Regions from separate parts of the Homo sapiens genome. Here all the other regions are linked to region 3. The links are chromatin loops, found by intact Hi-C in ENCODE. Cell type or tissue: OCI-LY7. All regions are shown on one strand. Region 1 overlaps TPCN1 (two pore segment channel 1). Region 2 overlaps SLC8B1 (solute carrier family 8 member B1). Region 3 overlaps RITA1 (RBPJ interacting and tubulin associated 1). Region 4 holds the start of SDSL (serine dehydratase like).

Region 1 (8,000 bases), 79 kb before region 3:
CACACACACACACCCCTCTGAACCTCTCCTCAGACGCTTATCTGTGGTCTCTGAAAACCTCCATCGGCCCCCAGCTGCCAACACCTGCCATACTCAAGCCCACTTACCTTTGAAGATGAGGAGCGCCGTCCTGGGAAGCTCATCAAACCAGTGCTCTCTGTTTTTCTTGGCCTGGTAGACAACAGGACCAAGAGGGAGGGTGTCAGGGCCAGGGACCAGGGCCCTGCCTGGAGCCAGGATGCTGGCTTCCTTTCCTGTTCACCCTGCTAAACTGGGGAACAATGTTAACCTTCAGGGATCTACATGACAACACAGCCAGCCAGTGTGTACCGAGCGTTTACAATGTGCCATGCAGAGGCCTTATTTTAGTATAGTCCTGAAATGAGGTTTGTCAGTAGGGATTATCCTTACGCCACTTCCCAGGTAAGACAAGCCTCAGAAAGGCTCAGTAACCCGCCTGATGTCACACAATAACCAATGGGGTCTAAGTAAGATTCGGTGCTGTTAACGATGACACTGTATCACAAATGTAAGGGCAGATTTGGGGGCTGGGGCCACCTGTGATCCCTGAAGTGTACCATGCCAAGCTGGGGGCTGAGCTGCTCTAGCAGGGAGAGAGCTGGATCTCGGGGTGCCCCTGCTCCTCACTGCCCCACGTGGGGACCTCTCTGTCTACTCCTTCTATGGTCTCAGAGAAGAACTCACCTTCCACTTCAAAGCAGCAACTTCGTAGATATCGTAAAAGTCCTTTAGGCTACCAAAAGCAAAATAAAAAGGGACAAAATATCAGAACATAGTTCCACTGTGCTTTGCTTCTCTTACTTGCCTGCCTATGGACACCTTTATGGGGTGAGGGAGGAAGAGAGGGGACACCATGTGAGTCCCAGCACAGCAGTGCTGGGGGATCCTTTACCTGCAAGCGTTTGGATCTCCTCTGACCTTGAGGTACTACAAATATGTAATCCACTTAAGTCTCCACCGATGGCACTAACTACGGACAGTGTCAGTGCCCTGGAGAGGCAGCTGCTGGAGCACTAGGATTCTTAGGAGGACGGAAACTTCACTTTTTAGCAGGGGCCTTAATGCAACACCTGGGACTGCAAGTTCAGCTCAAACAGGGCTTGTTCTCAGCTCCACAGCAGGCTGCTGTGGACAGGGCTTGGTCATCAACAGCCTGGAAGACCAATCCTACCCCTGGAGATCTCGGGTCAGTTCTCTGCGGCCGAGCCAGGTGTGTGCAGGGGATTGGGGAAGTATATTCACCCCTGTCTGTCCACCTGGCTCACATGGGACTATCCCACCCCACTGGGGGTTCGAGGGCCAGCAGCTGGGCCAGTCCACTTCATGAGCTCCTTTTTTCTCAAGTCAGCTTGAATTGGATTTGTGTTGGACTTTTGTCACTTGCAAAAGGCATCCTGATGAATCCAGTGTGTAAGTCTACATGGATAAACATCTGTGGAGGAAGTCTCTGACAAGCCTATAGGCCTGCCCACCTCAAGGGCCTTCACATGCCCCCGTTCACTCTAGACGTGAACACCTTGTCTGGCCATGCTGCCCCTACCAGGCATCTGCTCTTACCTGAGCAGGGGTGTGTTGTTCTGATTCAGGGCCTTGAAGGTAAGATAGCGCTCCCTGGCACTCATCCGGGGCTTGTAGAAGCGCATGAGGCCTTCAAACTGCCTGTAGGAGATGCCGGCAGGCCTCTGGGGGAGAGGGAAGAGCAGTGTGGAACCCAGGCTACTCCCCTTCCCTTGGGGCACCCACTCCAGATCCACTCCAGCTCTGTTCATTCTTCCAAGGGCAGGGTTCCTGGTTTCTAAAGTGGCTGGCCTGGCCATGCTTAGGGGCTGCTCTGGGCAAGGGAGGGAGGACAGGGACCAAGCCCCTCCCTGGCCCATAGTTCCTACCCTCTGGCTGATGAGCAGGCGGTAGGCATGCTGGATAGCGGTTCGCTTGTGCAGTAGCAAAGACTTGAACTTGCGTTTCTCAATGTCATTGAAGGTGTCGAACACCACAGCCAGAAGCTGTGGGAGAGAAGCACAGAGCCCTAGCTCAGGACCTTGAGTGGTTAGGGCAGGGAGTGCAGGGGGGTATGAGTTCATCATCTAGGCAAGGCTCTTACCCAGTCACCCCAGAGAGGCCCTGGGGAGACCCTCTCGCCTGCACCTCATGGGGTAGGAAGTCAGTCTCCCAAGTCTCAACAGAGGAAGGCCCTTTGTTCCGCTTGTAAATTTCCCTCTTCAGATACATGAAGGCATTGTTACTCCATCTTTCCCAGGTTCCCCTCCACTTTCCCACACTCCTTTCCCCAGTTCCAGCTACAGCTTGTCCCAGGCTGCGCAGGGGCAAGCCAGGGGAGGAGAGAGTAGCAAGAGGGGCGCATCTGGATTCTGAGCCCAGTCCGACTCCAGCCAGTGGCAGGCGGAGGCTGCCTGCCCACTGCCCTCCTGACCTCCGATCCAGAAGGACCCTTCCTCCCCCTGCCCCTTTGTTACTTCTCCTTGTGAGTCACTGCTTCACGTGTGGCCCAGGAAAAAGGGGAGTGAGAGGCTCTGCATGCAAGGAAATAACGTTCTAGAGTTGGCTAATACCAAAAGTTAGCTTATCAGAGGGGGATGGAAGGCCGGGGAAGAACTTGAAAGAATCCTTTTTAGAAACACTTTCTCTGTCTTTAAAAATGTTTTAAGGGAAACTCTCTGGTCCTTTCCCTCAAACTGGTCCCCCATTTTTTCCCTGTGGATCAAAGGTCAGCATGCTTTTTCTGTAAAGGGTTCGACAGCAACTGTTTTAGGCTGTGAAGGCCAAATGATCTCTGCTGCGACTACTAACCTGTGGTCATATCATGAGATCAGCCACAGACTATACATGAACAAATGGGCATGACTCTGTCCCAATGAAACTTTATTTACAAACACAGGCCATGGGCCAAATTTGGCCAGCAGGTCGTACTTTGTTGACTGCTGCCCTAAATTTTCACAGCTCTAAATATATTATGAATTAAATCAAATACAAAGAAGTACTCAACATATTTCTTCTTGGTTTTGAGGAATTAAAACAAGAAAATATTTTCTCAGGCCGGGCACGGTGGCCTGTAATCCCAGCACTTTGGGAGGCCGAGGCGGGTGGATCACAAGGTCAGGAGATTGAGACCATCCTGGCTAACAAAGCGCGAAACCCCATCTCTACTAAAACTACAAAAAAAATTAGCCGGGCGTGGTGGCGGGTGCCTGTAGTCCCAGCTACTCGGGAGGCTGAGGCAGGAGAATGGTGTGAATCCAGGAGGCGGAGGTTGTAGTGAGCCGAGATCGCGCCACTGCACTACAGCCTGGGCAACAGAGCAAGTCTCTGTCTCAAAAAAAAAAAAAGGAAATATTTTCTCCTTTTTAAGACTTAAATTTTGGCCAGGCACTGTGGCTCACACCTGTAATCCCAGCACTTTGGGAGGCTGAGTCGGACGGATCACCTGAGGTCAGGAGTTCGAGACCAGCCTGACCAACATGGCAAAACCCTGTCTCTACCAAAAATACAAAAATTAGTCGGGTGTGGCGGCATGTGCATGTGCCTGTAGTCCCAGCTACTTGGGAGGCTGAGGCAGGAGAATCGCTTGAACCTGGGAGGCGGCGGTTGCAGTGAGCTGAGATTGCGCCACTGCACTCCAGCCTGGGTGACAGAGCGAGACTCCATCTCAAAAAAGAGAAAAGGACTTAAAATTTTTTAGATTTCACAAGTCTACCTGGAAAAGATGATTTTCATTTCTATACTGGGCCTGACTGTGGTGACTGGTGTGAGAATGCTCTGCAGAAGCATAAAAATAAACACAGGACTCGATCGGAAGCCTCTCCCCGTTAGCTCTGCCATGGATGTGTGGTCTGGGCACCGGCCTAACAGCCTGGTGTCGGATGTGATCTGTGATGGCTGGGACACTCCTGGAGGCTGTCCACACCTCCACAAACACCCTCAAAGTTCTTTGAGCACAGAGGCTTTACGTTCTCCTTCACAGAACGTGTTCTATACTGGATTTTCTGATGGTTCCTGATAAGTGAGGTAGAAATACACAAGACATTTCTGGCACGTGAGTGCAACTGAACAGAGTGGTTAGGAACAGGGCTCTGGGATGAGCCTGGCCTGGCCACTCCAAGCTATGTAGCCATGGGCAAATCACACTGTCACTCTGACCCTCAGTCTCTTCATCTGCACATGGAGAACCATACTCACTACCTCCACGGTTGTGTTTATTTATTAAATTATTTCATCCTCATATGTAAAGCACTTTGCATAGTGCCAAGTGGCTAAGGCTTACTAAATGCCAGCTTTTATGGTTATTATAATATACTTGGCCTTCTTTATCTGTGGGTTCTCCATCCATGCATTCAACCAACCGCAAATCAAAAATATTCCAAAAAGAAAAGGATGGTTGTATCTGTACTGAACATGTACAGCCTTCTTTTTCTTGTCATTATCCCTAAACAATATAGTATAACAATTTTTTTTTTTTGATACAGAGTCTCGTGCTGTTGCCCAGGCTGGAGTGCAACGGCATGATCTCGGCTCACAGCAACCTCCACCTCCTGGGTTCAAGCAATTCTTCTGCCTCAGCCTCCTGAGTAGATGGGATTACAGGCACCCACCACCACGCCCAGCTAATTTTCATAAGTAGAGACAGGGTTTCACCATGTTGGCCAGGCTGGTCTCGAACTCCTGACTTCAAATGATCCACCCACCTTGGCCTCCCAAAATGCTGGGATTACAGGCGTGAGCCACCATGTCCAGCCCAGTATAACAACTATTTACATAGCTTTTACATTGTATTAGGTGTTATAGGTAATGCAGGATAATTTAAAATATATGAGAGGATGAATGTACACAGGTTATCTGCAAATACTCTGCCATTTTATATAAGGGACTTGAACATCTGTGGATCTTTGTACCTACAGGGGGTCCTGCAAACAATCCCTGTGGACACCGAGGGTCAACTGCTTATTTCTGATGTAAGAATGAAAAGGTCCCAGGGTTGCCTGGGTTTCACATCCAGCACTACCAGCATCAGCAGCATTGCCTTGGTGAGGACGCCACCCCCAGCAACTGGCTGAACTCCTGAAGTCCCGACAGGGCATTCCCTGCAACACCGCACCTGACTATGAATCTGGGACTTCCTGCCCCAACGTTCTGCCCTGAGAGGCAGAAGACAGTCCCCACTTCTCCACTCCCACAGTGCCTAGTGCTGCATGGGTAGGGGCAGGCTGCTTCAGCGTAGCCTGAGGCATAGTCACTCACCAGGTTCATGATGAAATACAGCTCGATGGAGAGGTACACGATGAAGAAGACGCAGGACCAGGGGTTCCGGGAGTAGGAGGGCATCATCACATCTGGGAAACTGTATTTGCAGAGGGTGACCCGGCGTGCTGTATCTGCCTGTCTCCATCCTCTCAGAGCACATGCCTTGCAGAGGACAGCTCCTTGTCTGCCTTCCCAGCCTCCAACCCTGGTTCCCCTACTCTCATCCCTGGGCTCCGTGCTCAGTGGGCCAACCCTGTCTCCCAATAGCACCACAGCACCTGCCTGTGCTGGGATGTGGAATATACTTGGCAGAAAAGAGAAAGAGACCCCAGGGCGGCAGCAGAGGACCAAAGGCAAGGCAGAGCCTGCACTTACTTGGCTGTGGTCAGAAGGACAAACAGACTGACGATGCTGTTCTCCAGGGTGCTGAAGTACTGCAAGGGAAGAGAGGGCAGAGAAGTCGGGACCAGCCAAGAGCACACGGCCATCAGGAACAGGCTGTGATGGGCCACCTGGCATGCCCTGCCTTGACCGCTCTTGCATCTCTCAAGGAATCCCTGAGGGAGGCAGAGGAAAGAGCAAACATGCAGTCCAGAGGCCTCCCCTTTCCTGCACCTGATGCTTCCGGCAGAAGCAAACTATTGACTTGGGGGGACTTTTTTCTAGGGAGTCACATGTCTGGGCCATTCGCCTGGCTCTCCCCCACTGCTCCTCTGCCAAAATATTCCAATGGTCCAAACCTGATCCTGGCGGCACTCCTTTCAAGAACAGAAAAGGGGATCCCCAGCTCTCAAGGAAGAAAGTGGTCAAGTCTGAGTGATGGGAACTCCCAGGTGCAATGCACACACAAGCTATGATGAGAAACCAGGCAGGCCCCCCCTTCCCCATATGGCCACAGGGTCACGCCGGTGACCCTGTCTGAGGGAAAAGCCCTCCATAAAAGAAGAGACGGACAAATGTGCTGATTACTTACGGGGTCTGAAGGGTTAGGGGAGAACAAGTAGAAACCTAGAAGTGGGTGGAAACAGATAAACAAAAGGATTAGAGCAGAGGTCCCAAAACCTGGTGTCAAAAGGACTGGACAAATACATGCAAATGAACGCAGCAGGTCAGGAAGAGCAGCAGGGACTGCTGGGGACCACAGCACCCTGAGAACACATGCTCTGTTGGAAGGGAGCAGGGCTGCTGGCACCAGACGCTTGCTGCCCTACAGCAATGTGCCGGGCACTATCGGCTCTGTTCTTTCAAAAGGCTGGAAGTCTGTATTTTTGTGTAAAATCTAATTTTAAAATGCTGGCTCAAAGTTTTCAGACCAAACAAAACCCATCTGTAGGCTGGATCTGGAATCCAGGCTGCTGTTTCGCAATCTTAGGTTCTGAGAACATGACAGCTGACTAAATTCCAAAGGGATCCGCTGCTCCCTGCAGCCAGGGTCCCAGGGTGGGAATGCCATTCACTTCCTCCCTCCAGGAATGGACCACTCCCTGAGTCCCTGAAATCCTGAGTGGGAAAAGGGAGGAACTCTGCCCTCAGGGGAAATCAGCCCCTACCCCCGGAGAAGCACAAACAAAATTCTACCAAGAGTGGGGTGGTGGGTGGGAGGAAGTGAGAGCCATGACTCAGGACAAGGCAGTCACGAGGGCCGGGAGGGGTTGGCCCTGGCTCTAGCCTCAGAGTCAGGGCTCTGGAGTTCCACTGTCTTCACCATCTGCGGAGTCCTGGTGAAAGGACCTCGGCTTTCCCAGCTGAGTGCCACGGCTTCCGATGTCTATGCCCTGTGACTCTTGTGTGGCTGTCACAGTCAGCCCCACCTGAAAAACTAAGCCCTCCTGAGTGAGCAGCCTGTGACCATGCTGTACCCAGTGAAGCTGAAGCTTGCCGTCTCTCAGGGCCCAGGCAAGCGCCTTTGGGAAACTCTCAAGCGTGAGCACCGGGAAACACACAGGAGTGTTCACTGCGGTGGGATTTGTGATAAGAAAAACGTCCGACAGAAGAGCAGATAAACAAGCTTTGGCATACTTGCTCCGCTCCAGTGAAAATGAATAAACAGCATCTACATGTATCAACAGGAATAAATTTCAAAAACACAGTGCTGAGCGAAAGGGCAATGTGTAGAAGCGGACACCCATATTATATAACCACTTAGAGACTTTTTTAAGTATGCAAAGCATTATCATTTCTTTGTCACTTGGGGAAATGTAAATGTGAAGTAAAATATAAAGACGTGCATGGGAATGATAAGCGTAGGACAGGGGGTACCTTTGGGGAAAGCGGGAATCACAATCACTAAAGGTCACAAACATGCCTTCCATTTTATTTCTAAGGCTTCATTTCCTAAGCTGGATGGTAGGTCCATGGGTGTTCATGTTATTATTACTTATTTATTTTTGAGACAGAGTCTTGCTCTGTTGCCCAGGCTGGAATGCAGTTGCGCTGTCACAGCTCACTGCAACCTCTGTCTCCCCATGCTCAGGTGATCCTCCTGCCTCACCTCTTGAGTAGCAGGGACCACAGGTGCATGCCACATGCCACCATACCCAGCTAATTCCTGTATATTTTTTTTGTGTGTGTGTAGAGATGGGGTCTCCCTATCTTGCCCAGGCTGGTCTCGACCTCCTGGACTCAAGCGATCTGCCTGCCTCCTCCTCCTAGAATGCTGCGACAATCAGCGTGGGACACCATGCCTGGCGTATTTTTAAAATCTTTCTGAATTTATAAAACTA
Region 2 (8,000 bases), 120 kb before region 3:
TCTGAGATGAGCCTGGCTTATCCAGTGGGCCCAGTGTCATCACAGGGGTTGGCACAAGGAAAGAGGGAGGCAGGAGGGTCAGAGTCAGAGACTGAGAAGTGGCGACAGGAGCACAGGGTGGAATGATGTGGGGCCTGGAAGGCAGGTGGCTCCTGGAAGCTGGAAGGACCCTCAGTCTCCCCTAGAGCTTCCAGAAGGAACAACCCTGCTGACAACTTGACTTCAGGACTTCTGCCCTCCAGAACTGTCCAAGAATACATCTGTGCTATTGACAGTCACTGTTTGTGGTCATTTGTCCCAGTAGCCAGAGGCAACCAGGCACTTAGCCTGGAACCCGCACACAGTCAGTGCTTCAGCAATGAACGGCCGAGCTCTTGAGTCACTGAAGTCCATCTGTGGCCGGCTGGGATTCAGACTTCCCTGCCGACACCCTCCCACTTTTGCCCCCTTGACAGCTGCCTGTGGAGTTCCTGCTGCTCCTCACAGTCCCCGTCGTGGACCCGGACAAGGATGACCAGAACTGGAAACGGCCCCTCAACTGTCTGCATCTGGTTATCAGCCCCCTGGTTGTGGTCCTGACCCTGCAGTCGGGGACCTGTGAGTATCCCCTACCCCGGGCCAACCCACCTTCCTACTCCTTCCCACGTTCTGGAGTTTTCTTCCACCCAGGCTGGAGTACAGTGGCACGATCTCAGCTCACTGCAACCTCCCTCCACCTCTCGGGTTCAAGCAATCATCCCATCTAAGCCCCCTGGGCAGCTGGGATTACAGGCGTGCACTACCACGCCCAGCTAATTTTTGTATTTTTCACAGAGACGGGGTTTCACCATGTTGGCCAGGCTGGTCTTAAATTCCTGACCTCAAGTGATCCGCCCATCTTGGCCTTCCAAAGTGCTGGGATTACAGGCGTGAGCCACCGTGCACAGCCAGTGGAGTTTTCTTCTCAACCACGTGAGGGAGGTTTGGGCTAGAGGCAGAAACCTGGATATACAGCAGGCGCTTACTATGCGCTTGTGCCATAAGGGACACCAGCCTGGAAGTTCACCCAGGGGACCTCCTGCAGTCAGTTGATCCAATCTTGCTGGCCCCAGATGGAGGCTGCAAAACAGGTGACCCCAGGGCCAAATCCAGCCCTCTAGCTTGTTTGCCTGCATTTAAAAATTGGGGGATTTTATCTTAAAATCTGGATTTTGGCTTCTCAAGATCTGGGCCACATTCCTGAAGGCAAAACTGGCTGGAGCAGAGAAGGGGCACCCCCTATGGGGTGCCTGTGGCCTAAATCATCACAGTCCCCTCCATTGCCTGTTGGGTGCCCCTTCCCTCGTTTATGTGACCTGGCTGGTCCCCACTGGCATTTGAATTTTCCCCATCTGCCCCAGAATGTCCTTTTCTTTCTTGTCCTGCTCTGGCTGAGGAAACGCCCAGGCTTGTCCAACGTCTTCTAACTTCTGCTACCCAGATTTCTTCCTGTTGTCTAACTTTAGTATCTCATGCTGTCTGTTTCCTATCATCTAGGCTCCTCCCCCTCAGCCCAGGGGCTTCGCCTGGAGGTGGGGGTAGGACTCTGGTGCAGATGCATGGCTGGGCATGGTGTTGTGTGCTGTAACAGTGTCGGGATGAAACTCCATCGGGATGAAACAGCCTCCTTGCCACATTCCCTGTGAATTTCTCCCCCGGTTTGTGGGAGGATGCAGACATGGAGGGAAGGAGATAGGAGGAGAGATGATTGATAGAGAGTGACTCAGAGCTGAAAAGGGCCACCCACTAGGGCCGTCTGGTTCATCACAGCCCTCCATTCTCCATCCATTCTCTACGGAGCGGGGAAGCCTTGCCTTTCAGGCCAGGGCAAATCCAGGGACTTGCTTTCACAAGCGTTGTGGCATCTTTATTTATTTATTTATTTATTTTTATTTTATTTTATTTTGAGACGTAGTCTGACTGTCACCCAGACCCGAGTACAGTGGCATGATCTCAGCTCACTGCAACCTCTGCCTCCAGGGCTCAAGTGATTCTCCTGCCTCAGCCTCCCGAGTAGCTGGGATTACAGGCACCTGCCACCATGCTTGGCTAATTTTTGTATTTGTTGTGGCTTCTTAAAAGAGTGATTCCCACACATCAGTCATTCACAGACCATCTTCTCAATTTTGCTCTTACTCTATACTATTACATTTGATATTTTTCTTTGTTTTTCTTGAGACAGACTCTCACTCTGTCACCCACGCTGGAGTGCAGTGGCACGATCTCGGCTCACTGCAACCTCCACCTCTAGGGTAAGCAATTCTCCTGCCTCAGCCTTCTGAGTAGTTGGGACTACAGGCACCCGCCACCATGCCCGGCCAATTTTTATATTTTTAGTAGAGGCGGGGTTTCACTATGTCGGCCAGGCTGGTCTCAAACTCTTGACCTCAGGTGATCCACCCACCTCGGCTCCCCCAGAGTGCTGAGATTATAAGCATGAGCCACTGCGCCTGGCCACATTTGATATTTTTCTTAAATCAGCTCGTTGTATTGTCCAGGCTGGTCCTGAACTTCTGGGCTCCATTGAGTAGCTGGGACTACAGGCATGCACTACTGTACCCAGCTTCAGACTTTTTTTTTTTTTTTAAGGCAAATTTGTTGAAAAGGAAACCGTGTCACCTGCATCAATAGGAAACTGTAGTAGAATTGCATCATTTCCAATAAATTTAAGGTAACTGCAAAAATAAACACAATAAAAGTAAACCACCGACCAGCGATGGTGGCTCACGCCTGTAATCCCAGCACTTTGGGACGCTGAGGCAGTAGGATCACTTGAGGTCAGGAGTTCGAGATCAGCCTGGCCAACACAATGAAACCTCGTCTCTATTAAAAATACAAAAACTAGCCAGGTATGGTGATGGGTGTCTGTAATCCCAGGTACTTGGGAGGGTAAGACAGGAGAATCACTTGAACCCAGGAGGCAGAGGCTGCAGTGAGCCGAGATTGCACCCCTGCACTCCAGCCTGGGCGACAGAGTGAGACTCTGTCTCAAAATAGAAAAGAAAAAAAAAAGTAAACCACCTTACTCGGTCCTCCTAAGTCAAGCCCATGAGCTGGAAGCCTGTACTAGGGAGAAGAGCAGGTATTTGAGATGTTCAAGTCCTATTAGCACCAAATGGAAACTTTCTCCTTGATACAATGATAGAACTGAAGAAGGAATCCCTTTCCTGAGTCACGGTTCTGCAGCATGTAGTATCTTCACCACATGGCGTTAACACCACCTAGTGGTAGCAGGTCCACCCTGGGGAAAGACTGGTTCTGGCTAAAGCACTCTTGACCCCCGTCTGGGCTGAGCACTGTCTAGAGAAAACCCCTGGACTGGCTCCCAGCCTGAAGGGGTGCTGTGACTCAAGGTGAGCCTCCCGAGCAGCAGCCTCCAGCCTCCCCCATCTCTAGGCGTCCCCCAAGAGCCATCTTTATAAAGTGCTGCTTTTCATATGTTGTGGTCACTCCCCCACTCAAAGACCTCCATGGCTCCCCAGTACTTCTTGGGAAAAGTCCATGGCTGTCATTGCTCAGTGGTGTGATCTTGGCCCACTGTACTCGCTGCCTCCCAGGTTCAAATGATTCTCCTGCCTCAGTCTCCCAAGTAGCTGGGATTACAGGTGCGTGCCACCACACCTGGCTAATTTTTGTATTTTTAGTACTGATGAGGTTTCACCATGTTGGCCAGGCTGGTCTTGAACTCCTGACCTCAGGCGATCCTCCTGCCTCAGCCTCCCAAAGTGCTGGGATTATAGGTGTGAGCCACCGCACCCAGCCAAGGCCTCTGAGACTCTGAGCCAACTGCCTCCTACAGCCTTTTCTGTGCTATTCCTGATCTGCTTGATTCCATCTTACCCAACTCCCCTCTTCCCACAGAGCCCTTGCACCCCTCTCTGCTTAACACTCAGCTCAGATCCTCAGTGTCTTCACGCCCCAGCCACCTCCTAAAATTTCTCTAGCACAGGAGTGGCAAATACATGGAAAGGACTTCCAGCCCAGGTGTCTGGATCCAAAGCTGGCACTGTAGGTAAAAACCCCATGCTGGCAAAATTATCTCAGGAGCTGGGCACAGTGGCACACACCTACAGTCCCAACTACTCAGGAAGCTGAGGTGGGAGGATGGCTTGAGCCCAGGAGTTTGAGGCTGCAGTGAGCTGTGATTGTGTCAGTGCACTCCAGCCTGGTTGATACATCGAGACCCTGTCTAAAAAAAAAAAAAAAAAAAAAAAAATCCCCCTTGACAATCACTCATAACATATTGTGTACACAATTTTGTGTATTCAGCCCACTCACATAATTTTTTTTTTTGAGACAAGATCTCACTCTGTTGCCCAGGCTGGAGTACAGTGATGCAATTTAGGTTCACTGCAACCGCCACCTCCCGGGACTCAAGTGATCCTCCCACTTCAGCCTCCCAAGTAGCTGGGACGACAGGTGCCCACCACCACGCCCAGCTAATTTGTTTTTGTTTTTTTTTTTGAGATGGAGTCTTGCTCTGTCACCTAAGCTGGAGTGCAGTGGTGCGATCTCAGCTCACTGCAACCTCCACCTCCTGAGTTCAAGTGATTCTCCTGCCTTAGCCTCCTGAGTAGCTGGGACTACAGGTGTGTGCCACCACCCCCGGCTAATTTTTATATTTTTAGTAGAGACGGGGTTTCGCCCCTTGGCCAGGTTTGTCCCGAACTCCAGACCTCAGGTGATCCACCCGCCTCAGCTTCCCCAAGTGCTGGGATTACAGGTGTGAGCCACCGTGCCCGGCCTAATTTTTGTATTTTTTGTAGAGATGGGGTTGCACCATGTTGCCCAGGCTGGTTTCGAACTCCTGGGCTCAAGCGATCTGCACGCTGTGGCCTCCCAAAGTGCCGGCATTATAGGCATGAGTCACCACACCCGGCCTCCTCACATAATTCTTAAGCCCCCTGTCATTTGGGAGCCATGAGCTAGACTAAAAAAAGAACAAAAGAAGGGTCTTGATGCAGGTATATGAACATTTGAACTATTCATCGTCTTTAAGACCAGTACCAACTCCTAGTGGTGAAAAGGGTGATGTGTGGAGAATTCTAGAGTGTTCTCACCTTAGGGTGTCTCCCTTTGGTGTTTAATATGAAGCCTCTGGAACCTTCATATTTGTTAATGGAGAGTGGACTTATTTGGGTACCTCTCAGTGAAGAGGCTGGGTTTGACTGTCAGGTTCATCTCATGGAGCGATGCCATCTACTGGTAATGCCTGGCTGGAGGGAGCTGCCTGGAAATGCAGTTGGATGGAAGTATTGTGCTTGATTAGTGATGTCTGCCATGAAGGTGGAAGAGGGTGGTGGTGTTAGTGGTTATAGCCATTCCTATCCTAGTTCCACAGCAACAGGCTGGAGAGAGTCTTTTTTGTGTGTCTCTCTTTTTCTTTCAAATGTGACTAACTTGAGGGCAGGGGCTGCATTTTAAATTTTTCTGCCCCCATGAAGTGTCTAGGACAGGGCTGGGCAGATAGGAAGTGTCTACCTGACATCCAAATAGTCCATTGTAAGTGGGTGTTGAGGTGCTGGGAAGGTATCAGCTCCCTTTCTCTCCCTTTGCAGATGGTGTCTATGAGATAGGCGGCCTCGTTCCCGTCTGGGTCGTGGTGGTGATCGCAGGCACAGCCTTGGCTTCAGTGACCTTTTTTGCCACATCTGACAGCCAGCCCCCCAGGCTTCACTGGGTAAGAAGCCCGGGTTCTCCGAGATGGGGGGGGAGGGATGCTGATGTCTCCCACACAGATGTCCTGTCTGCATCTCTGAGGCACTTTGACCAGTTTGATCAGGAGTCACACAAAGACAGGTAACCGAACTTTAAAGCTGCTTTTGAGAGTGTTTGTATCTATACAGGGTTTTTTTCTTTTTTTTTTTGGTAATAGCTTAATTTTGTTGAGATGTAATTCACATACCATACAATTTACCCATTTAAAGTATACAATTTAATGTTTTTTATTATAGTTACAGAGTTGTGGAATCATCACAATCAATTTTAGAGAATTTCATCACCCCAAAAAGAGACCTCATGCCCATAAGTCACTCCCCATTTCCCCACCCCCCACATAGCCCCTGGCAACCACGACTCTACTCCGCGTCTCTATGGGTTTGCCTATCATGGACATTTTATATAAATAGAATCCTACAATATGTGATTTCCTTTTTTTTGAGACAGGGTCTCCCTCTGCTGTCCAGGCTAGAGTGCAGTGGTACAGTCATAGCTCACTGCAGCCTCGACCTCCTGGGCTGAAGCCATCCTCCCACCTCAGCCCCCCAAGTAGATGGGACTACAGGCGCAAGCCACCACGCCCAGCTAATTTTTGTATGTTTTTTGTAAAGATGAGGTCTCACTATGTTGCCCAGACTACTCTCAAACTCCTGGCCTCAAGCAATCCTCCTGCCTCGGCTTCCCAAAGTGCCAGGATTCCAGGCATGAGGCACTGTGCCCAGCCTTGGGTTTCTAAAGACACTCCAGGGATAGAATGGGATGGCCTTTGTGGGTGTCTTTTTCCATTTTCCCTAGTCTAGGCACTCTAAAGAATATTTAGGGGTTTGTCCAGAGACTTTTTCCTTAAAAGTTTACTTAAATTAGCTGGGCGTGGTGGCGGGCACCTGTAATCTCAGCTACTCGGGAGGCTGAGGCTGGAGAATTGCTTGAACCCAGGAGGCAGAGGTTGCAGTGAGATGAGATCGCATCATGGCACTTCAGCCTGGGTGACAGAGACTCCGTTTCAAAAAAAAAAAAAAGTTTACTTAATATTTTCATTTTGGCTGGGCGTGGTGGCTCACGCCTGTAATCCCAACACTTTGAGAGGCCGAGACGGGTGGATCACCTGAGGTCAGGAGTTTGAGACCAGTCTGGCCAACATGTCGAAACCCTGTCTCTACTAAAAAATACAAAAATTAGCCAGGCATGGTGGCGGGCACCTGTAATCCCAGCTCCTTGGGTGGCTGAGGCAGGAGAATCGCTTGAACCCAGGAGGCAGAGGTTGCAGTGTGCTGAGATCGCGCCACTGCATTCCAGCCTGGGCAACAGAGTGAGACATCGTCCTAAAAAAAAAGTTTACTTAAAATTTTCATTGTTTAGTGCTTAATGATTTTTTAAAATTTTAGTTTTTACTTTTGGAAACTCAATGAATGTACCAACCGAAGGGTGTTGAATTTTCAGCAAATGGATCATTTAGGGAAGTTGCCTTTTACTACTTAGGGAAAATTGTCTTTCACTGTTTTTTCAAGTACCGACGTGTGCCACAACATGGATCACCCTTGAAAACATGATGCTGAGTGAGAGAAGACTGTAGCAGAGGATCACACACTGTGGCATTCCATTGATGTGAAATGTCCACGAGGCACATTCAGAGAGACAGAGAGCAGAGTAGTGGTCGAGTTGGGCTGGTGGGGTGGGGCTAGGGAGTGACCGCTAATGAGTACAGGGATACTTATTGGGATGATGGGTGGTATTTGGTTCATAGACTGGAAATCTGATGAAAGTGATAAGGAACCCTTTCCAGACAAAATAATATTTTTTTTTAGTATATGAAAGGGAGGTTTTTTTGTTTTTATTTTTTTTCTTTTTTCGAGACAGAGTCTCACTCAGTCGCCCAGGCTAGAGTACACTGGCATGATCTAGGCTCACTGCAACTTCTGCCTCCCGGGTTCAAGCGATTCTCCCACCTCAGCCTCTCGAGTAGCTGGGATTACAGGTGTGTGACACCAGCCTGACTAATTTTTGTATTTTTAGTAGAGACAAGGTTTCACCATGTTGGCCAAGTTGGTCTCGAACTCCTGACCTCAGGTGATCTGCCCGCCTCGGCCTCCCAAAGTGCTGCGATTACAGGCGGTGAGCCACCGTGCCCGGCCTGAAAGGGAGTTTATTAAGGAAAAAAGAAAATAATATTGAACTCACGTTTTATTGAGCACTAACTTTGCACAGGCACCAATGCATATAGTAACGTGTTTTATACTCATAATAAGCTCATGAGGTAGATACTG
Region 3 (8,000 bases):
AGCATGTAAAGCTCAGGCTAATTACTCAACTCCTGCCCAGCTGCCGATTTCACACCTCAGAAATGAAAATGCTAACATTGGTCTTAATGGTTGTTACATGAGAATTACATGAGATGGTAGTGAGAGAGCTGGTGCATAGTAAGTGTTCAATAAATATCATTTCTGACCGGGTAAGGTGGCTCATGCCTGTAATCCCAACACTTTGGGAGGCTGAGGTGGGAGGATCGCTTGAACCCAGGAGGCGGAGGCTGCAGTGAGCTGTGATTGCACCACTGCACTCCAGCCTGGGCAACAGCAAGACCCTGTCTGTACAAAGAATAAAAGATAAATTAGTCAGGCGCTGTGATGTGTGCCTATAGTCCCAGCTACTTGGGAGGCTGAGGCAGGAGGATCACTTTAGCCCAGGAGTTTGGAGGCTGCAGTGAACTATAACTGTGCCACTGCATTCCAGCCAGGTCAACAGAGTGAAACCTTGCCTCTTAAAAAAAAAAACCCAAAACCTTCATTTGCCTTCTCCTTCATCATCTCAGCCAAGACCCAGGCCTAGCACACACCCAACTTCCAAATCTCTTTCCTTGTAAAAGGCACCCTTTTTAATACTTGTCTCCAGTCTCTTAGTGTCACACTCTTGAGCATCTGATGGAAGCCACGGGCCTCTCCCCCAGAAAGAAGGCACAGATGCACTTACACATCCTAGTGGACAGTTCCCTGGGGAGCCCAGTCCCCCTGAAGCCGGCCTACCCATGGTGCCCAAGCTAAGGGCTCTTGCTCTGTAGGATTAGGGGGTTTATTTATTTATTTATTTATTTATTTATGTTTGAGACAGGGTCTCACTCTGTCACCCATGCCAGAGTGCAGTGGCGTGATCATAGCTCACTTCAGCCTCCAACTCCTGGGCTCAAGTGATCCTCCCATCTCAGCCCTCATGGGTCGCTGGGGCATGTCACCACGTCTGGCTAATTACAAATTATTATTATTGGCTGGGAGCAGTGGCTCACGCCTGTAATCCCAGCACTTTGGGAGGCTGAGGCAGACGGATCTCCTGAGGTCAGGAGTTCGAGACCAGCCTGGCCAATGTGGTGAAACCCTGTCTCTACTAAAAATACAAAATTAGCCGGGCGTGGTGGCATGCACCTGTAATCCCAGCTACTTGGGAGGCTGAGGCATGAGAATTGCTTGAACTCAGGAGGCGGGGGTTGCGGTGAACCGAGATCACACCACTGCACTCCAGCCTGGGTGACAGAGCGAAACTCCATCTCAAAAGAAAAAAAAAAAGTATCATTTTTTGTGGAGACAGGGTTTTGCTCTGTTGCCCAGGCTGATCTAGAACTTGTGGCCTCAAGCAATTCTCCCATTCCCACCGTGGCCTCCCAAATGGTTGGGATGAGCCACTGGCCCAGCCTGCTTATTTTTAATTTAGGTGAAACTTACATAACATAAAACCATTTTAAAATGAGCAATTCAGTGGCATTTAGTATATTCACGATGTTGTGCCACCCCCACTTCCACCACTTCTATCTAGTTCCAAAACATTATCACCTCAAAATAAAACTCCATATCCATTAAGAAGTTACTCCCCATTCCCTTATTCCCCCTGTCCCTGGCAATCACTAATGTGCTTTCTGTCTCTGTGGATTCACCTATTCTAGACACTTCATATGAATGGAATCTTCTGTGGCCGTTGTGTCTGGCATGTTTTACTTAGCACTGTGTTTTCAAGGTTCACCCATGTTGTAGCATGGATCAGTGCTTCACTGCTTTTTATGGTGGAAATAATCTTTTAAAAACAAGATTAGATCATGTCCCTCCACTGCATCTAAATCACCCAGTGGCTTCACCTCACCCTTTCCTGAGAATACAGCCTCCTCTTGCTGACACTCCCTCTGTGACACAGCCTTTTCCTTGGACCTTGTTGGGGACCACTTTCCTCCTCGCCACTCCCTTCCAGTCACACTGGCTTGATTTCTGTCCTTTAATTTTTTTTTTAATTTTTATTTTTTGAGACAGTCTTGCTCTGTCACCCAGGCTGGAGTGTGGTGGCATGATCTCAGCTCACTGCAAACTCTGCCTCCTGGGTTCAAGTGATTCTCCTGCCTCAGCCTCCTGAGTAGCTGAGATTACAGGTGTGCATCACCATGCCTGGCTAATTTTTGTATCTTTAGTAGAGATGGGGTTTTGGCATGTTGGCCAGGCTGGTCTCAAACTCCTGGCCTCAAGTGACCCGCCTGCCTCAGCCTCCCAAAGCGCTGGGATTACAGGCGTAAGCCACCACGCCAGGCTGATTTCTGTCCTTTAAACAGCACAAGCTTGTTCCTACCTCAGGGCCTTTGCACCTGCTGCTTTCTCTGCCTAGGATGTCCTGGAACCAGGCTGCTGGCATCAAATTCAGGCTCTGCCACCCATTAGCTCTGTCACCTTGGGCAAGTAAGATAGCATGTCTGAGCCTCAGTTCTCTCCCCTGTGAAATGGAGAAAAGGGAACCTCCTTGTTCAATAGGCGAGGCATGTCAAGCACCTGCCAGAGCCTAGTGATGCAGAGAGTGCTCAGTGCTGTTGATTGTTAATATATTCCATCAAACAATGACAAATTGGATCTTTTCTAGAAGAAATATAAAGTGGAAACGGAAATCGAGAACTGGATCCAGAAATATGATACAGAGATGGGTGAGAAGCAGGTATTTGTCGCTGAATAAGTCTCTCTCGCATGCTTTTCCCAAGACCTTCTAGGAATGGGATGAATGGGAAAAGTAGCCTTGGGATGGTCCATGGAGTGGGCAAACTTCTGAGCCTCTCTGCAGGGAGCACTTCCCTTTGTTTAAAGGGTTTGTCCAGCCTGGGGCAGAGTGAGAGGTGGGAAAGAAAAGAGCCAGAAGCTGCAAGGCCAGGTGCTGTGGCTCATGCCTGTAATCCCAGCACGTTGGGAGGCTGAGGTGGGAGGATCGCTTGAGCTCAGTAATTCAAGACCGGCCTGGGCAACAGAGCAAGACTCCATCTCTATTAATTTAAAAAAAAAAAAAAAAAAAAAGCGACTGGCTAGAAGGGCCTGACACTCTGACACTGGGCCTAATGATCATGGCTCCATCTAGTGTCCACATCCCATACTCCTCTGGATGGGCTCCTGCCAGCACCCCTACAAGGTGGGGCTCCTTCCCACAGACTCAGATGGGAGCCTGCCTCCACTGCATCACTCAGTCACTCAGCCAGTTTTTATTGAGCACCTGAGATGTGCCAGCTGTGTGGCCTTAAGCAAGGTACTTGACCTTCCCAAGCCCGTTTCTGCATCTGATTAGCAAAGGCAGTAATTCCCATTTTGGGACCATGGCGGGGATTCGGTGAGACACCATGGCTGCAAGTGTGTGTGCCCAGCACAGGGTCTGGCCTGGAGGGAAGTGCTCAGGGGGTGGTAACCTTCAAATCGAGACACGCCCAAACCCTTCACCCAGCACTGGGATAACATTGGTGGCCCATGGCTCCAACCCAGGGGCCAGGGAGGACTGGGGAGCACTGGAGAGCACTGGAGGTAATATGCGCTGGAGTGAGCCAAAGCCAGGTGTGCTCTTCAGAGAAGGGCAAGTCAGAACCTTGTCCTGGGCAACCATCAGGGCCTGGAGAGGGGAGCTTTGCAGGCGGGGGCTCTCATTTCTCTGGGTCCCATGAGGGTTGTGGGTTGGTTGCGGGCAGGGACTTTGTCCACCCAGCTCTGTGTCCTCTGGCAGTGCTCTGCTTTTTGTAGATGCTGGGAAAACATCAGTGGAAGGAAGGAAAACGGGTGTAAATGACAGCAGGAGAGGCTATGGTTAGACATAAGGAAGAACTCTGGGACTCCGTTTGAGGCCTGAGAAAGTTCCTTCTCCTCTGGTGTCTTGTGGAACAGACTGCTTTCATGGCAGCAGCCTCCATTTCTTGTGTCCCCACTGTGTGCCTGGCATCATGTCCAGTACATTGTGTCCATCGGGTCATTTAATCCTAGAAACAGCCCCTGGCTTCGGAATCGTCCCCATGTTTCAGATGAGGAAAAACGAAGGCCCGAAAGGTGAAGTCAGTTGAGGTGTGGCAGAGCTGGGACTTAAAACTAAGTCTGCCCAACTCACAAGCCCATGTTCTTTTCCTGTTCCTGAAATTATTTCAGTTGGGTCCTTCCTAGAGCTAGGATGGAGCCCATCCCCTCTCCCCATCCATGTCACTGGGACCGAGAGATGCTGAACAGCTTAGCTTAGGGGCATCGCTGGGGCAGAAGACCATTTGGGAAGGGTAAGGGGGCCTCAGGGAGGAGGGTGGGAGGAGGCACTCTATGTGTGGTGACCCCAGCCCCACCCCTCACCCCAGGAGGAGTTGGAGGATCTGGACGCTGTTCACAGGGAGGAGAAGATCTCGCTGGAGGAGCTCAGGCGGAGGCACAAAGTGCTGGTGGGAGAGTTTGCGCAGATCCGGGAAGAGCGGGAGATCAACTCCAAGAAAAGGATGGAGGCAGAGCAGGAGATGGTGCGCATGGTACGGGCGGCCACGCTCATCCAGGCCCTATGGAAGGGCTATCTGGTGCGCTCCCTGCTCAGATCCAAGAAGAAGCGGGGCAAGGGCAAAGCAAAGGACAAGGAGAAGGGCAAGCAGAAAGGCAAGGAGAAGGGCAAGGGCAAGAAATGAGCTCTCCACCCAGCCCGCTCCTGACCCTTATCTTCCCAGAGACCAGGCCAGGAAGGCCCGAGATGGAGAGCACTAAATTCACGGCTTTCATGTTTTTATTTAATAAATTAAAAAGTATTTGAAGCCACATTGAAGGGAACGCTCTACGAATAAATCTCTTTACCCAGGGCTGTGGGCTGTGTGTGTCCAGCTCACAGATGGTGTTTCCATGAGGAGCGTGCAGCCTGGGGTGTCAGCCCAGAGATTATGGTTCCTTACTTCAGCCTTAGTGGGAAACCAGACCCCAGCTGCAGCCCGGAAGCTGCCATGGCCATGATGGACACATCACTCACCAGGGCAGCGGGGTGTGGGTCACAGCTGCCCATAGGGGGCAAAGAAGCAGGCAGGGAACTCCAGGAGGAGCGGGGCCTCAGGTTTCAGGCTGCCCCTAACCCTGTTCTGGGATTAATTTGCTTGCAACTTCCCCTGCTCTAGCACTGTGAAAGCTCAGAGGGAGTCCTGAGGTCACAGCAGCCCTCAGCCTCACATTCCAGGGAGCTGAACAATTATTTAAAACAACTTTTTTTTTTTAAAGTAAAAAATTTTTAGGCCAGGAGTGGTTACTCACACCTCTAATCGCAGCACTTTGGGAGGCTGAGGCAGGCAGATCACTTGAGCTCAGGAGTTTGAGACCAGCTTGGGAAACATGGCAAAACCCCATGTTTTATTTTTTGTCTCTACAAAAAATTAAAAAATTAGCCAGGCATGGTGGCACACGGCAGTAGTCCCAGCTACTTGGGAGGCTGAGGTAGGAGGATCACTGGAGTCTGGGAGGGTCGAGATTGCAGCGAGCTGAGATTGTGCCACTGCACTCCAGCCTGAGTGACACAGGAAGACCCTGTCTCAAAAAAAAAAAAAAAAAAAAAAAAGGGTAGGTAGAGACAGGGTCTCACTATGTTGCCCAGGCTGGTCTTGAACTCCTGGCCTCAAGCGATCCTCCTGCCTGGGCCCCCCAAAGTGCTGGGATTACGGGCATGAGCCATCACCCCCGGCCTGAACAATTATCTTTAAATTATTTGTCAGCATTTAAAAAACTGAGGGCTACCATGTAGAAATCCAACACTCTCCCTTTTCTGGAAAAAAATCTAATCATCCAGATATCCCAGGTCTGCATATCTCCTAGGGCTCAGCAGCAGCAGCCCCCATTAGATGGTAAAGTAAGTCGCCCCCATCCTCACCACCCCCAACTGCCTTACATACACCACAGCCTGGTGTCCGTTGCCCTTTAGTGTCACCTTGGGCTACTGCCAGATTTTACTGTAGTTGGGAGGAGGAAAGAGGTTTGTTTTTTTTTTTTTTAGACAGAGTCTTGCTCTGTTGCTCAGGCTGCAGTGCACTGGTTGGATCTCAGCTTACTACTGCCTCTGCCTCCCAGTTTCAAGCGATTCTCCTGCCTCAGCCTCCCGAGTAGCTGGGATTACAGGCATGCGCCATCATGCCTGGCTAATTTTTGTATTTTTAGTAGAAACAGCGTTTTGCCATGTTTACCAGGCTAGTCTCAAGCTCCTAACCTCAAGTGATCCACCCACCTTGGCCTCCCAAAGTGCTGGGATTACAGGCATGAGTCACCATGCCCAGCCAGGAAAGAGAGGTTATTTCTGGCCTATGTCTGTGGAAACAAAGGGGAAGATGGGAAGGCAAAAGAGAGATGGATGTTTCAGGAAAAACTGAGGTGGGCGTGAGTAACTAATTGTTAGTGAAAGTTCCAGGAAGCTTAAACATTCTATATGTTTAAAATGCACATTGCAGCTGGGCGAGGTGGCTCACACCTGTAATCTCAGCACTTTGGGAGGCTGAAGCGGGAGGATCACTTCAGGCCAGGAGTTTGAGACCAGCCTGTACAACATAGTGAGACTCATGTCTCTTTTTTTTCCCTTTTTTTCTTGTTTCTTACTGGAAGGAATGAAATCCCTCTCTATAAATTTTTTTTTTTTTTTTTGAGACAGAGTCTCGCTCTGTTGCCCAGGCTGGAGTGCAGTGGCACGATCTCGGCTCACTGCAAGCTCCGCCTCCTGGGTTCACGCCATTCTCCTGCCTCAGCCTCCCATGTAGCTGGGACTACAGGCGCCTGCCACCGCGCCCGGCTAATTTTTTGTATTTTTAGTAGAGACAGGGTTTCACTGTGTTAGCCAGGATGGTCTCGATCTCCTGACCTCGTGATCCGCCCGCCTCGGCCTCCTAAAGTGCTGGGATTACAGGCATGAACCACCGCGCCCAGTCCAAAAAAATTTTTAAAAGAAGTTAGCCAGGCATGGTGGTGCATGCATGTAGTCCCCGCCACTCAGGAGGCTGAGGGGGAGGATGGCTTGAGCCGGGAGGTCAAGTCAGCAGTGAGCTATGATCGCACCACTGCACTCCAGGGTGGGCAAGGAAACGAGGCCCCGTGTCTTAAAAAACAAAACAAAACAAAAAAAAGAAACACCAAAAACAAACAAACATACAAACAAACAAACAAAAAACAAAGCATGTTTGCATGAGAGCACAGCTGGCCTGCCTGACCCCACAGGTGTTTCTGTGTGTCACTGGTCCTGGGCACTGCAGGTCTCCCTCCCCAGCAGTGTCCACTCTTCCCTGCCCCAAGGCAGACGTACCAACCAGATGATGTGGCTTCCAACTGGACTCCCTAAAATCCTGGTGCCTCCTGGAGGTGCCTTACAGGAAGACGGGGGCAAGGAGAGGCCCAGAGCCCAGCCCACACTGCCCAATCTGGGTGCAATTCCATCTGCGCAAAGGCTTTGTTGCTTTTCCTAAGTCCTGGGCTGCATCCTAAGTGCTCTGCAGACACACATGTCACTGTCTGGCTTTCTTGGACCCTCCACTTGGCAAAGTCCTAGCCATTGTGTTTTATTTCCCACCTTAACACACACACACACACACACACACACACACAAACAAACTTAAAAACAAAACTAAAAAAATACTATTGTCTGTACTCTGAGCTAAGGAAGAGCCGGCCAACCACAAGTTAGTGGCATTAGCCAGAAGCCGACGGGAGGAAGAGTCCAGCGCTTCCCGAAGCCCCAGATTCCCAAACTTCAGTTACCCACTCACCGCTGTCATGTTGCCTGCCACATCCTTGTACTATCTGTTGTATTTAACTTTGTTATTTAAATCAACTCAGGCCTAACAATGGCCTTTACCCTGAGGGGGAAAAAAAGTGACATTCATGGCTTTGATGAGCTGATCTATTTAGTACATGAAAATAAATTCAGAAGCATATTAAGATGAAACAGTGTTCACTCACAAATCTCCCAGTTGCCGTTGTGTTCCCCAGGCTTCACAGACAGCCTGGAAAAACTCCTCTAGGGCTTGCAGACTTAG
Region 4 (8,000 bases), 230 kb before region 3:
CTGTTCATCGTCAGCTTCCCATTTGTCTTGGTTCACACATGAGGGGTACTTCTCAGGGTGGGCAGAGGAAAGTTGGGAGATCCCAGCCCTCAACACCCATCCCACCTCATTCCCCCCTCAGCTCAGCTATCCTGAGAGAGGACTGGGTCCCAGCCACAGCTCATCGAAAGGAAAAGGAGACAGGATGTCTTAGGGGTGGGGTGAGGTGAAGGAGAGCAGCCCACCCAGATGGTTCTCCCCTTCCCAGAGCCCTTACCTTTCCAGTCAGCTGAACCTCGGCCCCCTCCCCCTGCAGCCTCTGCACCACCTGCAGGGAGGTGCTCTCGGGGAGCACGATGGTGGCAGGAATGCCCAGCTTCCTAGCAGCATAGGCAGCAGCGATGCCCGCATTACCCCCTGTGCAGAAAGGAGGAAAGGGGCAGTGGGCAGAGCTGATTGGCCTTTGATATGCCTTCCCCTCCCCCTCCATATCCCTTCAGAGTCACTCGTCCCCAACATTCATATGCCCCATTGACTCCTTCCTCCACTCAAGAGGGGGACACATAATTTAGGTTGAGCCAATCAGAACCTAATCCCCCAACCCATGATTGGTTCAAGGATGAAGACGCCACCCAAGCGGGGCCAAAAAAAAAAAACAATTCCAGGATTGAGGCGAGGCATCGAGAAGGGGTGCTCCCTTTTCCCTAGGGTTGGGAGGCTGGTAGGATGCAAGGCTGGAATTCCTGGTGGCCATCTTGCTACCATGAGGCCCACCTAAAAATAAAGCTAATATGCAGGAAAGCAAAGTCCAGAGAAGGAGAGACAGAGAGGAGAGCTCCTGGATCCCCCTGTGCCTGAAAGCCACTTATCCCAAGAATTTTCCATTCTTAGAGCCTGTAGCTTAAACCTATATGAATTGGGTTTCTGGCACTTGCTACCATCATGAGTCCTGAACTATGGGAGAAGGCTAGGATGGGATGTACACAGTAGTCATCTCATCAATGACCTTGATGAGGCTGGGCCTTTAAGAGGAGACCAACCCTGGATGTGTACTGCCGCTCCAGCCTATTCCTCCTCCCCCAACCTCTGCCCATGAAACAAAAAAAGGTGGGGTCACCTGAGGAGCACACCAGGTGTCTGCATCCCTTCTTGGCCATCTGGGAAGAGAAGGAATGGGGTTAGCGGCTAACCCAAGCAGGTGTCATGAAGGCCTATGTGGAATGGCGTTAGAGTCTCCCCATCCCACTCCCAATACGCCTTTACCCCTCATCCTGCCCACAGCCCTGCCCTTACCTTTCCCCTCCCATCTGCACGAGTTCATGTTTCCCCTCCTGCCCGAACCCGTCCCCAGCCCACACCCCTCACTCTTCCCTCCCTCCTGCACAACCTCACTTCTCCCCTCCTTCCCACACACCCTCACCTCCTGGCAGAAATGCCCAATGCCCCGAATCTTGAAGGAGCCGCTGGGCTGCACATTCTCACACTTGAGGAAGACAGGCATGCCCGCCACCTGGGACAGCGCCCAGCTCTCCAACAGAGGTGTGACCACGTGAAAGGGCTCCTGCTTGGCATGCTCTGCCACAGGGCCGTCCATTCTGGAGACCAGGTAGACAGCCTGCAGGAGGACACAAAGTCACCACCCAGGCAGTCCCCATCAAGAGTTCCCTTAACCAGGACAGGGAGGGGAAGGTGGAGAAAGCCCTTGGCTTAGGTGCCCTTCACTTCATCCAGCTGCTGAGCTGTGAGACCCCCATCAAGTATCTGTGACTCTCTGGGCCTCAGTTTCCCCATCTGGTCAAAGAAGTTTGGCCTGGGGTCCTTTCATTCCATAAGTGTGGCTGTGCTGGGGATGTAGAAAGTGGCCAATATATGGTGAGAAATGAATGAGAGAGTGGGAGAATTCATTCCTCAGTCAAAAAATACTTATTCAGCACCTACTATGTGCCAGGCATTTCCAGGTTTGGGGACCCACGAGTCATAAAAAACCTCCCACTAGGAAAAGTCACAGAATTTCAAATAGGAGTGACTTGCAGAGGGTATGGGGTGTTATTTTAGCAAAAGCAATCATGAAAGACATCTCTCAGGAGGAAAACTTTGTAAAAACGTTTGTTATGGAAAATGTAAACATAGCAAAAGTATTGAGAACTGTATAAAGACCTTCAGCTGGCAGGGGCACAGCGGCTCACGCCTGTAATCCCAGCATTTTGGGAGGCCAAGGCAGGCAGATCACTTGAGGTCAGGAGTTCGAGACCAGCCTGGCCAACAAGGTAAAACCCTGTCTCTACTAAAAATACAAAAATTAGCCAGGCATGATGGTACACACACTTGTAATTCCAGCTACTCAGAAGGCTGAGGCAGGAGAATCACTTGAACCTGGGAGGCGGAGGTTGCAGTGAGCCAAGGTTGTGCCACTGCACTCCAGCCTGGGTGACAGATCGAGACTCCGTCTCAAAAACAAACAAACAAACAAAAACCCTTCAGCTTCAGCAATCAACTCATGGTCTAACTCGCTCCCCTATCGGTGCCCACTCCCCCTTCCTGTGTCATTATTTACCCCTTAATTACTATTATTCTTTTATATTATTTCACCTGTAAATATTTCAGCATGTCTCTCTGGAGGTAAAGAACTTGTGTTTTTGAGACAGAGTCTCACTCTGTCACCCAGGCTGGAGTGCAGTACTGTAATCACAGCTCTCTGCAGCCTCGACCTCTCAGGCTCAAGCAGTCCTCCCACCTCAGCCTCCTGAGTAGCTGGGACTACAGGCACACATCACCACGTCTGGCTAATTTTTGTACTTTTTTGTAGAGATAGGGTCTCACTATGTTGCCCAGGCTGGTCTCAAACTCCTAGGCTCAAGGGATCCTCCTGCCCCAGCCTCCCAAACTGCTGGGATTACAGGCGCGAGTCACTGCATCTGGCCTAAGAACTCCTTTTTTATATGTAACCATATGGTTTCATGACTGTACATACATTTGTTCAAACACATTGAATTCTATACTTAAAGTGGGCTAATTTTATTTTATGTAAATTATACCTCACTGAGGCTAATTTTTTTAAAAATGTAATCACAATACTATGATCACATCTAAAAATATAATTTTTTCATATCATCAAATATCTGTTAATTGTTCACATTTCAAATCATCCCATTAAATATGATCAGTGGCTGATTCTGTGGTTGGTTGTGGTTTGGGGTTTTTCACGGTTTGAATCAGGATGCAAATCAGATCCGTGCATTTTGATTGGCTGAGGGGTCTTTTAACTCTGCCTCCATCTGTACGTTCTTGAAAGGGGAACTTTGAAATGGATGACAGGAAGAGAGCCAAGAGGAAAAGTTCCTACAGAGAACAGCAGCCAGGACCACCTCGAGGGAGAAATGCACTTTGGGGTGCCGCGGATGCAGACAGAAGGGGTTTGGGGCAGGAGGTGAGGGTAGGGGGTGAGGGCGGAGATGTGGACAAGGGTGCCAGCAGGGGGTTCCCGCCCACGGAGAGGAGTTTGGTTGTTATTCAAATTCTACCTGCAATGGAAAGCCATTGGGAGGTGGTGGTGGAGGTGGTGGTGGTGTTGGTGGTGGTCGTGGTGTTTTGAAAGGGAGTCTCGCTCTTGCCCAGGCTGGAGTGCAGTGGTGCAATCTCTGCTCACTGCACCCTCTGCCTCCCGGGTTCAAGCGATTCTCCTGCCTCAGCCTCCCGAGTAACTGGGACCACAGGCACACGTCACCACGCCTGATTAATTTTTTGTATTTTTTGTAGAGACGGGGTTTCACCATGTTGGCTGGTCTCAAACTCCTGAGCTCAAGTGATCTGCCCACCTCGGCCTCCCGAAGTGCTGGGACTACATCCGTGAGCCACCGCGCTCAGCCCTTTGAGAGGTTTGAAGCCGAGGAGCTGTGTGTGAATGGACCAGTGGGTAAGGACGAAAAGAAGAGATGGAGGAAATGAGAGGGAGGAAAAATAGTAGAGAAAAAAAAAGGAAAAAATACAGCCAGCTCCTCTTGTCCCAGGCAGAAAAGCACTGGGCCGGTCCCCACCATTCCATTATTGGCCGCTAGGGGGGGCGCTGCAACTTCCCCTGCCCACTCACAAACCTAACCTTCTTGTCCACCCTTAAGTCATGGCTGGGGTTCCAAGATCAGAGAGATCAGGGTCTCTTGGCCCTGAGTTTGACCCCACGCCCTTGTCAGAATAGCCTTGAGAATCCTCAGGGCCCCCTCGGGCAGGGCACAGCCTGAGCCACCTCTTCCCAGTCCCACCCAGGGCACCTCTCAGCTTCGGGCATCAGGGGAAAGAAGCCCATGGGTCATCACTGATCCCCAAATGCCGCATACCCCAGCCTAGGCCTCAGCTCAACCCTGGACCCCAAGAGCACAGGCTTTGGGGTCGACCAGAAGCAAAAGTTAGAAACCAGCTCCGACTTCCTGGCTGTGTGACCCAAACAAGTGTCACAACCTCTCTGTGCCTGTTTCCCCTTCTCTAAAATGGGGATAAAAACAGTCCCCAACTCACAGGTTGTGGTGTAAGTTAATAAGAATAACATTGGCCAGGTGCAGTGGCTCATGCCTATAATCCCAGCACTTTGGGAGGCTGAGGCGGGTGGATCCCTTGAGGTCAGGAGTTCAAGACCAGCGTGGCCAACATGGTGAAACCCCGTCTCTACTAAAAATACAAAAATTAGCCGGGTGTGGTGGTGCACACCTGTAGTCCCAGCTACTTGGGAGGCTGAGGTGGGAGAATTGCTTGAACCTGGGAGGTGGAGATTGCAGTGAGCCAAGATCTCACCACTGTTCTCCAGCCTGGGCAACAGAGTGAGACTGTCTTTAAAAAAAAAAAAAGAGAGAGAGAGAGAATAACATCTGTCATTTGTTGAGTCCCTATTATGTGCCAGTCATCAGCTGAGTCCTCTGGAGACGTTATCTCACTGATACCTTGTGTCATGCTTTGAGCATGGTGACCTGCTTACCCTTACTTTAGCATGTTTACAGGGCACCTACAAGATGCAGGCCCTGACCTAGCAACAGGGGATACCACTGTGGACAAGATAGACATCAACCTTGGAGCTGAATTATAGCCTGATGAGATGGGCACTTAACAAATAACTGCATAGACAAACAAAATAATCAGAAATGTTGAAAACTTCTAAGAGGGAAACACGCATATAGGGAGTCCTAAAGAGAAGAACAAGGGGACCTACTTTGGGTATGGAGGTCAGGAAAGACCTCTTAGAGGAAGTGACCATTAAAACTAAGAACTGAGACAGGGCGCGGTGGCTCATGCCTGTAATCCCAGCACTTTGTGAGGCAGAGGCAGGCGGATCACCTGAGGTCAAGAGTTCAAGACCAGTCTGGCCAACATGGAGAAACCCCGTCTCTACTAAAAATACAAAATTAGCCGGGCATGGTGGCGCATGCCTGTAATCCCAGCTACTCGGGAGGCTGAGGCAGGAGAATTGCTTGAACCTGAGAGGCGAGGTTGCGGTGAGGCGAGGTTGCAGTGAGCCGAGATCGCGCCATTGCACTCCAGCCTAGAGAGTAAGAGGGAAACTCTGTCTCAAAAAAAATAATAAAAAATTAAAAATTAGACCCGAAAAATGAGAACCAACCAACCACACAACAAACTGCAAGAAGAGCGTGTACATGGCAGGACTATTGTGAGGATTCAATGAGCCTGCATGGTAAGGGCACCCATGTTGGGTGTCTGTCCACTTGGAATTGGGTCTCTCTTCCTTTTTGGTGAAATCCCCAGATTTTTCCCCTGGGGATCCTGGGATTGTCAGGATGAACTCCCCCTACTCCATAATCCTTCCGCTTTCTTGTTTTTTTGGTGTTTGTTTTAGAGACAAGGTCTCACTCTGTTGCCTGGGCTGGAGTGCAGTGGCACGATCATGGCTCACTGTAACCTTGAAGTCCCGGGCTCAAGCAATCCTCCCACCTCAGCTTCCTGAGTAGCTGGAACTGTAGACATGCACCACTGTATCCGGCTGATATTTTAATTTTTATAGAGATGCAGTTTTGCTGAGTTGTCCAGGCTGGTCTTGAACTCCTGGCCTCAGGTAAATCTCTTGTCTCTGCCTCTCAAAACACTAGGATAACAGGTGTGAGCCACCTGTTGGCTCACAACAGATGAGTCATTAACTCACCATTGACTCCATTTTATAAACAGTGAACCTGAGGTCCAGAGAGATTAAGTAACTTATCCAAGTTCACACAGTTAGAAACAGCATAGCCAGAATTCACACCAGGCAGTGTCTTTGGCATCTGTGCTATTAACCGCGATGCTATACTTTCTCTAATATACTAGTGTTATCGTTACTATTATGAAAGCTGCATGCATTTAATATTTATTGCCAATTGTCCTTTGGAACCAAATGCTCCTGGCTCAGTTTCCAGGCTTCCCCAGCCCTCTTGGTTATACTGACTCACAAGAGGACAGCAGGCATCAGTTAAATGAAAAAGCCCCAAGTTGCCAACAGCCTTATCAACCCCAGACCCCATCAGGCACCTGAGGTCTGGGACTGAGCTGTCTTGGCCCAGGGACACACACCTCTTGTCCCGTATGGCAGCCACCAGGGCTGAAATGGGGGACCTGGGTCTCCCTGCTGTGGAATAACCCAGGGGAAAGCAGGGGGCTCAGGCTCAGGTCCCAGTCATGCCAACCTTGGCCAAGTCACTTTTGTCACTGGGCCTTACCTGTCACATCTATGAGTTGAGGTAAGGACCACCAGTGCTGTCCACCTCACTTGTCCCCAAAGCCTTTCCCCAGAGGCCACCTTGGTGGCACTCCACAGCCAAATCCCTGGTGCCAGGGCTGGGACACCTCGGGCTGGCCCCTTGGCTGGCAGAATGCCCAACCCTGCCCCTCTGGCAGGCAGAACCCACTCTCGCCCTTCAGGGTCCCCAGCACAACACTTTCTTCTGCAGGGCACCCTGAATTCAATCGACATTCCCAGGAGGGCCTAGAACACGCTCAGGCCCTCTCACTCCCACCTGCTCAGCTTGGACTTTGCCCAAAGCCTCCCAAACTCCTGCAGCCTCTCATCAGCCTCTCATTCACACACACACTGAGCCCCAGGGGCCCCAGCTGGCCCCAGACCCCTTACCTCCCTGCCCAACTATCCCAGACCAGCGTGGCCCCAGCTCCTGCCCTCCAGCCTGCCAGGGAACCAGCTCTTTCCAGGAACCGGCTCTGTCCAGCTTCAGGCAGCTTCCGGCAACCTTGGTCCCTCCTCCTTTGTTAAAGAGAAAGCTCCAGACCCTAAGCCTCCGGGTGAAGACGGAGGAGGAGAGGGGATGAGAGCAACCCTCACCGCTTTCCCGGGCACTGCCTATGACTCATGCACCACCCTGTCTCATTTGACAGATGAGCAAACTGAAACTCAGAAAAGGGAACTTATTTGGCCAAAGCTTCCCAGACAGCAAGGGGCAGAGACAGCCTTTACCCCTGGCCCTGGGCCATCTCTTCCGGGATGCAGGCATCTCCATGTCTTCTCATTTTAGGTCTAGTGATTGTCCCGGATGCTGAACCACTGTTGGGGTCAGCTTAGGTCTGGGATGGGAAAACAAGGACAAGGGAACTTTTTTTTTTTGAGACACAGTTTCATTCTTGTCCCCCAGGCTGGAGTGCAATGGTGCGATCTCGGCTCACTGTTACCTCCGCCTCCTGGATTCAAGCGATTCTCCCACTTCAGCCTCCCAAGTAGCCAGGTTTACAGGCACCCACCACCACGCCAGCTAATTTTTGTATTTTTAGTAGGGACAGGGTTTGACCATGTTGGCCAGGCCAGTCTCGAACTCCTGTCCTCAGGTGATCTGCTTGCCTCTGCCTCCCAAAGTGCTGGGATTACAGGCGTGAGCCACTGCACCTGGCCAAGGAAACAATTATTATAATTATTATTTGTGACATGGGAAAGGTATATTTTTGTCTGAAGCACCTCTCCGTCTCGGATATTTTACACGCAGCATGAGAACCCAAGCAATTATTTGCTACTCAGATGAATGACTGACCATTCATTCATTCATTAA

The links. Hi-C counts contacts between places; a loop is a spot of excess contacts. Peaks named below come from ENCODE experiments on the same cell type or tissue, not always from the same donor. Only the 100,000 strongest peaks of a DNase experiment are listed, where the experiment ranks them.
Region 1: it touches region 3 in a loop (3-fold over the local background); 27 of 110 quality-filtered maps call a loop at or near these places.
Region 2: a loop joins it to region 3, with 3 times the contacts of the local background. A loop is called at or near these places in 18 of 110 quality-filtered maps.
Region 4: a loop joins it to region 3, with 6 times the contacts of the local background. A loop is called at or near these places in 72 of 110 quality-filtered maps.

Annotation. Positions count from the first base shown.
Region 1 is chr12:113,270,943-113,278,942 of GRCh38, reverse strand. It overlaps TPCN1 (two pore segment channel 1), which reads right to left. Exons shown (of 28, transcript NM_017901.6): 8 at 6,251-6,285; 9 at 5,653-5,711; 10 at 5,275-5,374; 11 at 1,908-2,024; 12 at 1,579-1,703; 13 at 706-754; 14 at 108-171. Among named protein-coding and RNA genes, the nearest start is that of MIR6762, 17 kb to the left of the region's middle. In OCI-LY7, no CTCF peak of the experiment used is centred here; no DNase peak of the experiment used is centred here.
Region 2 is chr12:113,307,932-113,315,931 of GRCh38, reverse strand. It overlaps SLC8B1 (solute carrier family 8 member B1), which reads left to right. Exons shown (of 16, transcript NM_001358345.2): 11 at 456-597; 12 at 5,577-5,698. Among named protein-coding and RNA genes, the nearest start is that of MIR6762, 20 kb to the right of the region's middle. RefSeq lists an enhancer at 7,634-8,000. In OCI-LY7, CTCF peaks have their summits at 3,228 (motif pointing left) and 5,189 (motif pointing left); DNase peaks (open chromatin) are centred at 3,231 and 5,221; H3K27ac peaks cover 961 bases.
Region 3 is chr12:113,192,215-113,200,214 of GRCh38, reverse strand. RITA1 (RBPJ interacting and tubulin associated 1) reads right to left here. Exons shown (of 4, transcript NM_032848.3): 4 at 7,847-8,000. It overlaps DRC10 (dynein regulatory complex subunit 10), which reads left to right. Exons shown (of 5, transcript NM_001330452.2): 4 at 2,603-2,674; 5 at 4,326-4,769. The coding sequence ends at 4,640. Among named protein-coding and RNA genes, the nearest start is that of RITA1, 10 kb to the right of the region's middle. RefSeq lists a silencer at 5,817-6,111. In OCI-LY7, CTCF peaks have their summits at 2,908 and 3,107 (motif pointing left); DNase peaks (open chromatin) are centred at 2,504 and 3,074; H3K27ac peaks cover 4,361 bases.
Region 4 is chr12:113,421,556-113,429,555 of GRCh38, reverse strand. It overlaps SDSL (serine dehydratase like), which reads right to left and starts at 7,176. Exons shown (of 8, transcript NM_001304993.2): 1 at 7,079-7,176; 2 at 1,400-1,594; 3 at 1,097-1,136; 4 at 257-396. The coding sequence starts at 1,573. In OCI-LY7, a CTCF peak has its summit at 4,019 (motif pointing right); DNase peaks (open chromatin) are centred at 3,205, 4,055 and 7,345; H3K4me3 peaks cover 1,308 bases; H3K27ac peaks cover 918 bases.